Linked DNA regions of Mus musculus: region 2 is linked to region 1. The links are chromatin contacts, found by Hi-C or POLR2A ChIA-PET in ENCODE. All regions are on one chromosome and are shown on one strand. Each heading gives the region's core, a stretch centred on a gene start or an enhancer-like site at or near the end of the contact. The rest is flanking DNA. Distances are from core to core; before and after follow the strand shown. Region 1 holds the start of Ptpn14 (protein tyrosine phosphatase, non-receptor type 14). Region 2 holds the start of Prox1os (prospero homeobox 1, opposite strand).

What was found. A loop is a pair of places that touch in the nucleus more often than their neighbours do. ChIA-PET counts read pairs that join two places held with the same protein, here RNA polymerase II (POLR2A).
Region 2: a loop to region 1 is called in a map of mouse embryonic stem cell, with 4 times the contacts of the local background. The contact joins the promoter of Prox1os here to the promoter of Ptpn14 in region 1. A Hi-C loop is called at or near these places in 2 of 37 maps with a recorded cell type or tissue (ES-E14 and mouse embryonic stem cell). POLR2A ChIA-PET finds 5 or more read pairs at or near these places in 1 of 5 experiments (embryonic stem cell).

The regions. Positions count from the first base shown.
Region 1 is chr1:189,726,858-189,729,860 of GRCm38, forward strand. Ptpn14 (protein tyrosine phosphatase, non-receptor type 14) reads left to right here and starts at 1,411. Exons shown (of 19, transcript NM_008976.2): 1 at 1,411-1,807.
Region 2 is chr1:190,168,951-190,172,103 of GRCm38, forward strand. Prox1os (prospero homeobox 1, opposite strand) reads left to right here and starts at 1,346. Exons shown (of 2, transcript NR_151620.1): 1 at 1,346-1,478. It overlaps Prox1 (prospero homeobox 1), which reads right to left and starts at 1,877. Exons shown (of 5, transcript NM_008937.3): 1 at 1,318-1,877.

The sequences.
Region 1 (3,003 bases), core at 161-2,660:
AAAGACTCAGCCTCCTTTGCTTTCCATCCACCCCATTTTGCCCCCTCCACGCCCCCCCCCCCCCGTCCTCTTTTATTCTTCTTGGTTCTGTAGAAGAACACTCAGAAGCCAGTTATTAACAGACTTGCTCTGTGGGCACAGAGATCTTTCTTTCTTGTTTTGAGGTAGGGTCTTGCTATGTAGTCTAGGCCAGCCTCGAACTTGTGATTTTTCCTGTCTCTGCCTCCAGAGTTGGCATGAGCCATTTTGATAGGATAAGGCCTGGAAGTTTTGTGTCCCTTGCCTGTACAGTGAAGTAATTTAATGATATTTTGGGTGACAAGGACTTCAGGGTCCTTGAAAGGACTGGTCTTAAGATTTCAGGAAGAGAACAGATGCCAAGACATGCAAAGCACCTTAAAAATATAGGCAACTCCTTTCACTTCACAATTACTAAACCCAAGGATCAGGGGTAGGGGGCTGGGATCTTCCTGAGTTAACCACTGGGCCAGCAACTCCGCGGGGCCTAATACAGGTTTCCTTGCCCGGCCGAGTGCCTTTTCCATTACACTGGCTGCGCCTCAGTAACCCCACCTCCGAAAGTGCTAACGCAGTTCCCTCCCAGTGCCTACCCAGGCGGGGTGGGGCCCCCTCCGTGGCATGGAACAAACCGGGAAAACCACATATTCCAACTTCCAGCACACAAAGGCTGGTTGGCCGTGGGGGCGGGGTGGGAGGACCGGAGCTAAGACTCACTACTCAGAGATCCTAGGATTCTGAGGAGAGCTTCTAGATTGCCTTCTCAAGGAGGCCACCCTACTTTGTCCCGTGTCTCCTGGGCGGTGGCGGCATGGGGGCATCCTGCTTGGAGACCTCCCTCAAATAAATGGCCTGTTCTAGCTCCAGTGTCCCACCCCTTAGCTGCCCACGGAAATCTTGGAGGGACGGTCTTTTCCTTTCCTCTTTCCCCTCCGCCTCCTAAGCGTCACACAGTTTGGTTGATTTGGGTCATCGCCCCCTCTCCACTTCCAGTCTATCTCACTCCGGGCACTTTCCTTTAGTCCACCGTCCCACACCTTGGTAGGGAAAACGCGCTCCAAAGCTAGCCCATTAAAAGTGCACGACTTCTGCCCGGCCGGCCGAAGGAGCTCCCGCAGCCTGGCATTCCTCGGATTCCAGCGCTGTGACGTCCCTGGGGACCGTGCGCCCGCAGCGGGGGAGCCCGGGCTCCTCTTTTCAGCGCAGGGCGCGCGTCCCCGAGGCTGGCGCGCGCCCTCCCCGGACGCATTCCTGGCCCGCCCAGCGAGCGCCCCGCGCGCTCCCCGCCTCCTGGCCCCCAGCACTGCGGAGCAGAGCCCGGGGCGGGGGAGCGCGGCCAGCGGCGCCTGCTCGTCCCCTCCCACCCGGCCCCTTCCTCCGCCCTCCCCGGCCGCTCGCGCTTCCTGGCGCTCGGGCTCTCCGGAGGCTCAAGTTCTGCACAACTTCTCCCGGCTGCCCAGCGCCTCGGCCGCGGGCCCGGCCAGCTAGCTGCGCTCCTCGGCTCAGCCGTCTCGTCCACAGGGCAGGTCCTCGTGGAGCATCTGGTACCAAGTGGCCGCTGGCGGTCCCTCTCTGCGCCCCACCTCTCTGATCGCCCGGGTCCCCTCGCGTGGGACGGCGGTGCTTAGGTTCTTGGCCCTTTCTCCTCCCCGGTGCGCCCGGCGCGCCGGCCGCTGCGTAACCCTCCCTGCGCCCCTCCTCTGCCAGCTCCTGGAAGCCAGTGGTGGGGACCCAGACTCCCTGATGGTCAACGTGCGGCACCCGGGGCACTCCCGGGCCATGTAAGCAGGTAAGCTAGCCGGTCGGGAGCAGATACTCCAGGCAGAGCCAACTTCGTTCGCCGCCGGGGACGCCGGGATGCGCGGTGGGGGCGCCAGGTGGCCGGCCGCCGGTTCTCTTCGCTAGCAGTGCTCGCTCGTCCGGGATTGAGCTGGAAGGGGAGCGCGGTCTGGGACTCGGATTCAGCCAAAACATCGCCTCCAGCTCCTGTTGTGTTTGCGAGCAGGGGAACAGAGCGCAGAGCCCAAAGCTTGTCCTGTGCCTCTGTGGGCACTGGGTTTGTGAGGGGGTTCTTGTGCCCTCTCCCCAATACCTCAGCCTTGATACCAAACTCCTGAGTCTCTTGGCCCCGGCTTGGGTGATCCTTACAGGCGCGCAGGGAAAAATACCTTCATCTCAGACCAATCTCCAACTCGAACTTTGCAAGTTCTGAGAGTTAACAGCCCCTTTCCCACGTGACGCCACATCTAGTTTTAAATCTTTGGGAATGGTTTTCCTATCTTTTCTGGGAGGAATTGATGTGCGCTGTCACTATCCCGCTTTGCCCTTCTTCCTTTGGTTTGAGGAGATATTGGGGTCTTGAGTTTAGTTGGTTCACGGATTAGCTGGGTCCTACTTAGGCGAGTTCAGACTGCTGCTGAATGGGTGTATGTATGGTCAATTTCCAAAATGCGTTAATTTCTTGAAATGGATTTCCTCCCTCATTAATTCAACAAACTCAGTGGTGAGTCTTCCCCTGTGCTAAGAGATCACATTACAAGAGTCTGCAGCACCCTGCAGGCAGCCGTGGGCGGATGGGGACATGTGCTGTGAGAGAGGGGTTCTGAGACTCTTGGGAAGGCCAGGCCCTGGAGGAAAGGGGTTACCTTCGTTGAGGGAATGATGCTCAACTTAGGAGTGGTTGAGGGACCGCATTCCAGAGGAGGGAACAGCTTGGGCAAAGTGAGGGGCGCGGAGAGGGGCGTGCAGAAAGTCTTGGAGAGCGACCTGGTGGCTGGCTGGGCATGTATGGGCAGGTTGGTGCAATGTTGCTGGCATAGTTAGCCCCCACCCCAGCAGAAACGAAACCGGAAGTCTTTTACCCACTTCCCGTGACCAGGAGTAGCTTCCAAGGATCAAAAGCGTTCCCTTGGACATGTTCCCTCCCCTGATGTGTTTCCCACAGGGTTCTGTAGGGTGACAGGTGTTTAATTGTCGTTAATTTAC
Region 2 (3,153 bases), core at 96-2,595, 440 kb after region 1:
CCCCGGCCCCCATCGCTCTCTGCATAGGCGCTCAGTTTAGCAGGACTAACCGGCTGGCGCAGCAAAGGCAACGACAACTTGCTCAGCTGGACTTTGGGTGAGGTCTACCGCCCCCCTCCCCGTCTCTTCCCCTTGTCTGTTCAGGCAAGATAGCAGCTCTCCCCCTTCCTCCCGCCCTCCTCGTCCTTCTTCTCAGCAACAATCACTCTCACCTCTCCACTCTGCTGGGCTCTTCTCCTCCCTCCCCAGTCCTAGGAACTGGGGCAGCAGAGTAGCGGCACTCAGCGAGGCCAGGGCGCAGCTGCCCACCACCCAAGCGTGCCAGTAATGGCTGGGAGCTTCTTCTCGTCTATGGGCGGCCCAAGCACAACCCGACCCCGGGCCGGCCCTCTTCGGTGCGGCGTCCAGGTCGCCCCACTAGCGACCCCTGAGGCTCTCGGGCAAACTCCCCCTACTCAGTGCTTCCCAGCGCGGCGCAAGCAGACTGGGTGGACTGGCACCGCGCTCGCTCCTCCGTACCGGACCGTCCCCCAACTCGTCTCTCCTCTGTTGCAGAGCTGGGTGCAAGCTCCCGGCGCTGAGCACACAGAGGAAAGTCACCGGGCGCCCCCTCCTCCCCGCCCTCTTCCCCACGGCCGGCCCTCTGCCCCGGGTTAAAAAAGGAGAAGTGAAAGGTATGCAAACAGCAAGCAAATAGGGAAAGCCGGGAAGAAAGGCAGCTAGAATAAACAAGACAAAGGGAGAAGGACTCGGGGACAGGCCCTGGAGTTTCAACTCCCGGAGAAGAAAAAGAAGAAGCTGGGAAGATTGCAAGAAAAAAAAAATCTAGAAGAACAACAACCAAAAGGGACTCATCCCCCTCGCGGCCCCCTCCCCTGAAAAGAGTGCAAGAAAAATAAAGAAATAAAAATAATACAAAATAAAAGAAAGCCAGAGCCTCAGCGCATCCCAGACACAGTACACAAAAGGTGACAAGATCAGCGACAAGTCCAGCAACACCAGCCTCCCCCCATCGCCACCATCATCCCAGTCACCGGCAGGCGCGAGAAAGAAATAAAAGCCAAGCAGGTCACTTACTCTTCGTTTACTGGGAGGAGCGGAGCTCGGAGTTCCACTGAGCCTCCTGCTTAGAAAACTGTTTTTAGAGGCTATTTGATCACGATTCATGTAAATAACACCATTTTCCCCCTTGGAAAAAGAATGTTTACACGGGTGTGAGTAACGGGAGGCTCTTCTCTCTCTTTCCCATTCAAGAACGAGCCAGTGCGAGCGATTCTGGAAAAGGGGAGGGGACAGCAACCGGGTGAAGATACTTACGCGGTGCGGGCAGCAGCGGGGCGCAGCCACTCTCTCTCTTTCTCTCTCTCTTTCTTTTCACTCTCTCTCTCTCTCCCCCTCTCTTCTTCTCTTGCGGGCAGAGAAGAAACCCACGCGCGCACGCGGTGATGTCTTACTGGTGATAATTGGCCCAGGGGTCGGTGAGTCTGTGCGGGAGCGAGTGATCTGGGCGAGTGCTGAGAGGCGAGGGGAGAAAGGAGGGAGGGGAGGGGAGAGGCGCGCAGGGCAGAGCCGGGAGCCCGGGGAAAGAAGGGGAGAGAGAGCGGAGAAGGCGGCGAGGGCTGGAGCGCGGAGCGGTGGCCCGAGGAGCAGCGGGCACGGCGGAGAGGCTTGTGTGCGCCGCGCGGCTTCCCCGGCTGCAGTGGCCGTCGCTTTCCCAGCGCTCTCTCAGCTGAGGGCTCCGCTCCACAACAAGATTTACTTTAAGACACAGCTGAAGGAAACAGGAAGACTGCACGTCACAGTCCCACTGACGTACCCGGTCCCAGCACCCAATCGCGAGGCGCCTTCGGATTCAAGGGGGGATAGCGAGGCAAGAGAACTTGTGAGGAAAAAAATATACATATATATAAAAGGGGTGGGGGTGAGGGGCTGGGGAGAGAGGAGGAGAGGGGGGCCCAGCGCTCCCCCGCCCGGGCCACCAGCCCCGGCCCCCACCCCGCCCTGCCACTGCTTGGGGCGCCTGGATCGCCGCGCCCCGGCCGCCGCGAGCCATCTGCGGGCGTTGTGCACCGCGGCGCCCGGCTCACACTTGCTCTTCCAGGACGCAGGTCTTTTTTTTTTTTTTTTTTTTTTTTCCATTTCACTGACACAGATGATGGAGTTCTCCCAGCGGCCGGGAGCACTCCCCAGACTGGGATGGAGGAAGGCTCGGAAAAGTATACAGGATAAAAAAAAGTGGATATTTTAAGGGTCGGGGTGGCATAAAGGGCGGAATGTTGTGGGGGGGGGGCACAACTCGTTCTGCTTTGGAAATGATCATAGATAGTATCAATAGGACCAGTCACCCTAGTTTCCTTTTAAAGAGGATGAGCAAACACAGGTAGGCTTAGGTTTTAAAAAATAAATAAGTGCCAGAGATTTCACACTGGGGCCGCTAAGTCTGATATTAAAAACCTCTACCCGCACTGGCTGAGTCCCAGTCAATCAGACCTCAGAATTTATAGGAATTCGCCCCCGATTACCTTTAAAAGTATTATTTCAATTGTAGGCATAGTGACCACATATGCTATAAACATCGTTTCTGGCCACCCTTCTCCAGTTCGCACATCCCTACATGGCCAAAGAAACTAGTTCGATATAGGATTCACATGATTTCGAAGTCTGAATGACAAACTTAAAAGTTTATTGGGCAAGACATCTCAGACTCTAATACTTAAAGCCACATAAAACACACGTTGGTTTGACATCTTGGGTGAAAATTAGCAGCAAGGTTTCTTCAGATAACGTGGCTCTTAAAGAGGGCCTTGGCTTTCCTTGACAAATGCTGAAGAGCCTCCAGCCTCAGCTTGAATGGTCCTCTCCCTGGGCACAGTTAACAGCAGCGCTTACTAAAGAGGCAGTGTGGACATAAACACTCCATAAACCCCGAGCCTCAAGAGCTGAGAAGCACTTTAAATGTTCATACCTAGGAGATTAGAGACTTTTACAAAAGGTGCTGTGGGGACAAGAATTTTTTCTGAGTCCCTCCAATTCAATCAGATCAAAGGTTGAAACGTGTTGTGACAGGGTATTTATAAGATGCGAGTACACCAGCAGACCCGCCGCCATCGTCTGCCGCGCACACTCTAGGACCTTCTCCGATTTATCAGAATG